Linked DNA regions of Mus musculus: region 1 is linked to region 2. Evidence: chromatin loops called from intact Hi-C (ENCODE). Cell type or tissue: heart. All regions are shown on one strand. Each heading gives the region's core, and the rest is flanking DNA. Links, peaks and the distances in the headings are about the cores only. Region 1 overlaps Gm50595. Region 2 has its middle 13 kb from the start of Ttc30a2.

Region 1 (2,916 bases), core at 271-2,770, 360 kb after region 2:
TCTCTCTCTCTCTCTCTCTCTCTCTCTCTCTTCACCTTTTACCTCTTAAGATGGAAGCTAATCTTACATAATTGAATCGGTTTCAAATCATACTTGAAAGGAAGTATCATTGTATTTTTGGAAAAAGATAATTGATTTTAACAAGGCTGTATTAATGACAGATTATAAATTGAAATAAAAGTGGAGGATAGTTGACATTAGTTTTGTAGTGTGTCATCCTTATTTTAACTGCTCAGTTTATCATTAGGCATATCTTTAAGACTGTTTAGTGGTTGCTTTAAAATATTTTGATGCCTACTATAATCCGTATATAGTTCCCCATATGCTGCCAAGCAAATGCTACAAAATAGCATCCTATCATAATCTGAAATTTGCTCATAAAGATTTTAAGATTTATCATTGCAGTGTTATTTCTTCTTTCCGAAATCGTGCGATCAGAAATTAACTGTATATTCCAAATGAACACATTTAAAAGGATGCAAATGTGTCTGAGTAATTTTCTGATTTAAAAAAGAAAACCTCTTTAGAGATCCGTCTGTGAGTTTGACACAATGATGCCAGCAAATAACCGGTTCACTCAGCTCCAATCCTTGCATGTGAGATGGTCTATAAAATTTTTATAAAAGAAATAAACATTCTTATTCAAGGCCTTGAATGTGACGACATAAAGAGAAACTTACAAATAAACAGACTTGCGCCTTCTCCCTGACATGCTCGTCTGCAGACAGTGAGGCCTACTAAAATTCAGAAACAGAGTTAAATATTTGCTTGGCTTCCAGATGCCACGACTGCGAAGCTGCACTGCTCTCCCCCCCCCCCCCCCCCGCGTTGGGAGCTGGGAGCCCTCCGTAGAGCATCCCTTTAGGAGGCATTGGTGCAGGATGAGGGGGCGCAGATGCCAGCCAAGCGCTGCAGATGGTCCCCCTCATTAGCCTACAGCGCTCCACACAGCCATCCGGAGGAGGCTCGGGATGGCACTTGGACAAGATGTTAAGCTAGCCTCCTGTTCAATGTCATTACGGTTTCTCCAAATCCTCTGCTCAGTGCGCCCTGCCAGGTTCAGGCCAAGAGAGGTGACAGCTCCAGGCCGATGTCCCCATAGCCGACCTGGGAAACGTCCTAATTCTGGGCTAACCTAGACCATCCGCGAACGCAGTGTGCTTCCCCGCATGACATGCCATTGGCAACCTCCTTTCTCCTCTTCCTCGTCTGCCCACTACTTTATTAACGCTATGGGATTTTAATTTCTGTTTTCTTTAGCCTTTGTTTACGAACCATCATTGGAATCAGGGCATCCAGCCCGGGGAACCGGAAATGTTAGTTAAGTTTCTCAGACGAACAGCAGGGGGAGCGCATACTGTTTTACGGCCTGCAGTTTCTCAAACTAGATTGGAATAATTATGATAGTTGGGGTCTTACAATTAGAACATAGATGTTTACAATCTGTGTACATGTGTAACAAAGATTGCAGAACACAGACAATCACCATTCACTAAACGTCAGTTTTAAGTCACATAGGGTCCATTTTTATTTAAGTACTAGAGGTGTGCTAGGATGTTGGGGGTGAATGGGTGACAGGAAAGAACTTGACAGCAAGAATCTCTCTCTTTTGTCTTGTACTACAGGCAAAAGAGAGCCTTTATTGCAATCATCTAAAATCCTTATGCGATCTTGTAGCTGTCTGTCACCTCTAGTCACAGCTTAAAACGAGTTTATATTTTCTTTTTCTTTAGATTTTTATTTTATAAGCGTTTGACTGCATGTATGTGTTTTTATTATGTTCATGTCTGGTGTCCGAGGTCAGGACCTTGAAACTGGAGTTAGGGATGTTTGTGAGCTACCACCTGGGTGTCAGAAACTGAACCTGGTCCTCTGCGAGAGTAGTGATTGCTCTTAGTGGCTGTGTCTCCAGCCTCAGCTCCCACACTCAACAGAGAAATTCAAGTGGATCACTTGATGACATTTTTGGGATGGTGAAAGTGAGGAGAGGCTGTCCTGCAATCTGTTTTCTGAGTCAGACTTCAGTTTTAGATTTTAAAGTTGAGAACATTTTTAAAAAAGATTTGTTTTATTATATGTAAGTACACTGTAGCTGTCTTCAGACACACCAGAAGAGGGCATCAGATCTCATTATGGATAGTTGTGAGCCACCACGTGGTTACTGGGATTTGAACTCAGGACCTTTGGAAGAGCGGTCAGTGCTCTTAACTGTTGAGCCATCTCTCCAGCTCCAGTTGAGAACATTTAAAGCCCGGTGGGCTTTTATATTGTGCTCCCGGTCCATGGATCTGTAGCTTTGTCCTCCTTTAAGATAATTTAGGATGTCTGAACTACTCTTTGCTTTGTAAACCATTTTGATGTCCACAGACAGGCATTTTATATATTGTGGCTCACTGATGGCTCCCCTGGAGGGGCAGGAACTCTGGAGTGATGCTTAGGGTTTAAACTGAAGACTCAGCTTGCAGCCGTACAACAGTCACTTCACTGTGTGATCCACGACTATGGTAAGAACTATTTTGTAAATCTACACAATTTCTATGCAATGATTTTTGGGTTTCATTAGAAACAGCCCAAAACCAAGCATCAGCTCTACATTGGCAAGGGTGTTGAGTATTGGTTGGCTCTAAAAACACAATTAGACATTAAGAGTAGGGCTGGAGAGATAGCTCTGCTGGTAAGATCACTGACTGCTCTTCCAGAGGTCCTGAGTTCAATTCCCAGCAACCACATGGTGGCTCACAGCCATCTGTAATGTGATATGGTGCCCTCTTCTGGGGTGTCTGAAGACAGCTACAGTGTACTCTCTTTTTTTTTTTTTTTAAGATTTATTTATTTATTATATGTAAGTACACTAGAGCTGTCTTCAGACACTCCAGAAGAGGGTGTCAGCTCTCATTACGGATGGTTGTGAGCCAC
Region 2 (2,916 bases), core at 150-2,649:
AGCTCTTATGACCATAAAATATTTTTGCTTTGTTTTGTTCTCTTAATTTTTACAAGGGAACCCCAAGGACTCACTGAGAGTCCACAGAAACGACACAATGGGTGAAGCAGGGAGCACACATCACGATGAGAGGTTTCCACACCAGCCTTCTGTGGGGCAGCTTTAAACACATACTCAGCTGTTAATAGCTGGGGTTTCACAGTGGTAACCTGCTGCAGGTCAGAACTAACTGAAAACTGAGTGTATGCACCCAGCAGGAGAAGAACAATGGTCACCTTTATTACTGGAGAAATGAAGTTTGTGTTAGTTTCCCAGGAATGTTGAACATGAAAAAAGACTTCATAAACACAGCTTTTCTCTCATCACCACATCTCCCACAGGTATGGCTGCCATCAGGGCACCTCTACCCTGCTCCTCAAGGGATAATGAATTAAACATTTGGATTGATTTTGTTTTTTTGTTTTTTTTTTTAAGCTTTCATTTTCACGTGTCAATTCCTCAGAGAAAGCAGACTCTAAGGGTGAAATTGGAAAACAAAAACAAAACAAAACAACAAAAACAAAAACTCTCACTTCAAGTTCCAGAGAAAGACGGGAATACAGAGGACTTTTTATTCATCCAATGTGCCTTGACTTCAATGCGGTTTCCCAGAGCTGAGTCTAAACTGAGACATAGTGCCCAGGGAGAGTTTTCCTGAGCACATGGGTGTAAAGAAAATATGAAGATTAAAGCAAAGGGATGTGGGGATAGAATGAAGAGTGACTTGTAGAAAAGAGAGAAGAACACCAGAAATTGCAGGTACACAAACAAGAGACAGCTGCCCCTTTAAGGGTGTGGGCCGTGAGATGGCTCAGTGGGGCAAAAGCACCCTGACAGCCTGAGTTCAACACACAGGGCCCACAGTGGAAGTAGTAAGCTGACTCTGGAAAGCTGTATACACAGTCGCACACACATGCACATAGATGTGCTCGCACACGCCCCATCATCATCATCAACAACAACAACACTAAGAATAAAAGAAAGGATGTAATAATGACTGTTGTAGCCATAAACACAAGCGTGAGGTCTCTTGCCTCAGCTCTATCTAAAGTGTGATACACACAGTAACACCGAGGGAATCTCATTGGTGGCTTTGTGGAAGAGAATTCGTAAGTCGTAACACATGCTGCCCTTGGCTTTGACAAGAGCACCTCAGAGATGCCTGAGTGGTTAGAGTTTAGGAATCCTTGGTTTAGGTGAACAGAACACAGAATTTCTTGCAAGTGTCAAGGACTTCTGTCTCCAGAGAAATAACTCCACACTTTGCCAGCCAGCAACCGCCGAATGTCCTTGAGTGTCCCCCACCAGATTTATGAGAGAATGGTTTGAAACCTTCTAGACTTCTATTTCTCGTCTACAAACTTGAAAGTTGGTGGGGGGTGGGAGGGGAAATGTTCACATTTTGTTACGATTCTAGTCTTTGCTGATCTGATGTGAGTGGTTTGTTTTTTGGTTTAGTTTGGTTTGATTTGGTTTGAGGGTTGGGAGTCCTCTTTACCCAGCTCACCAAATCGAACTATTTGATGGATTACAAGTTCCACCAGTAGAGGGGGCCTCAAGGCTTCAAAACTCATGGGAAAGGCTTGAAAGAACCTTTGCTAGAGGGAACAGAATCATCTGCTTGTTTGGCAGATGCCCTAGCCGTCCTCTCTCTGAGTAGCTTTGAAATGAATGCAGTAGCAAGCTGCAGAGTCAGTCTGACAGAGGGCGGGGTAGTCACAAGTGAGTGTGAAATTCAGCATTCAGCTTTCTCAGTGCTCTGGTTGGCTATGGTAAATGTCTGGATAAAACAGCAAAAGTCCGATGCGCAACACTTTTTTTTTTAAATCTATGTGGCAGCTGTGGGCTGACTAGGCAGCACCCATCTGCATGCATCCTGTGCTCGAATTTGGAAAGCTGGATCTTAAAGAGCATGGGTTCCAGCTCCCACCTTCCACAAATGAACGGGAAATCTGAAAACTCTGTCATGTTACTAACATGAAGATGGGAATGTGCTTGTCTGGGTGGAAATGGCACTGGCAGCCTGGTTACTATGCCCTGGGAGCCGCGCACAACTTTCGAGAGGTCATCTCCATGCCACGGGTCCCCTTTCCCAGAAATAAAAGCAGAGCAAAAGATTAGCTCTCGCTGCCCAGTGTGTGGCGCTCGTCACATGAAAACGGTGGTGATTTCACCGGCTCCTTGCGGTCAGTCCTAGGGCCTCTTGCTTTATTCTGCCTTCACTTTATGAGTTCGGAACAGATTACAGCTCAGCAGTAGCAAAACATAAATGTATCGCTCCATCATGAACACTGCGATGACAAGGACAATCTAGGCGGAGTCAGAGACTGTGAAAATGAACACATGTGAGTTTGTCTTCTCTTTCTTTTCTTTTCTTTTCTTTTCTCTTTCTTTCTTTCTCTTTTTTCTTTAAGAGTTTATTTTGGCTCCTGGTTGGAGGTTACATTTTATCATGACAGAGAACTCACAGCAGCAGGAACTTGAGGGAGCTGATTACGTCATGCACCCTGTAGGGCTGGTGAGGTCGCTCAGCAAGGGAACGGCTGTCCATGCAAGCCTAGAGACCTGCGTTCAAGGCCCATACCCAAAGTAGGAGAGCACTAACTTCCAAAAGTTATCTTCCTCACTCCCACCCACCATGTAAGCACACAAAGTAACAGTGGCCAGTAAACATAATTCAAGAGAATAGGAAGAAGGAAGCTGGGTTAAGCTCACATCCACAGCCGAAGATTTTAAGAGGCTGAATGGGCACCCATCCCTGCCAGGGCCCCACCCCAGGCGCACGCTGAAGCCAGGCAACAAAACTGCCCGAGCTCCAGGATATTGAATTTGGGCTCGGGGAAACCCAGACATCATGTAATCGCAGTTTGAAATTAC

Evidence for each region. Hi-C counts contacts between places; a loop is a spot of excess contacts. Peaks named below come from ENCODE experiments on the same cell type or tissue, not always from the same donor. Only the 100,000 strongest peaks of a DNase experiment are listed, where the experiment ranks them.
Region 1: a loop joins it to region 2, with 6 times the contacts of the local background. A loop is called at or near these places in 32 of 42 quality-filtered maps.

The regions. Positions count from the first base shown.
Region 1 is chr2:75,601,759-75,604,674 of GRCm38, reverse strand. The region is part of intron 2 of Gm50595; the gene reads left to right. Among named protein-coding and RNA genes, the nearest start is that of Gm39853, 10 kb to the left of the region's middle. In heart, for the core only: a CTCF peak has its summit at 1,340 (motif pointing right); no DNase peak of the experiment used is centred there; H3K4me3 peaks cover 725 bases; H3K27ac peaks cover 509 bases.
Region 2 is chr2:75,963,917-75,966,832 of GRCm38, reverse strand. No RefSeq gene overlaps it. Among named protein-coding and RNA genes, the nearest start is that of Ttc30a2, 13 kb to the left of the region's middle. In heart, for the core only: CTCF peaks have their summits at 1,582 and 2,187; DNase peaks (open chromatin) are centred at 1,692 and 2,142; H3K4me3 peaks cover 825 bases; H3K27ac peaks cover 950 bases.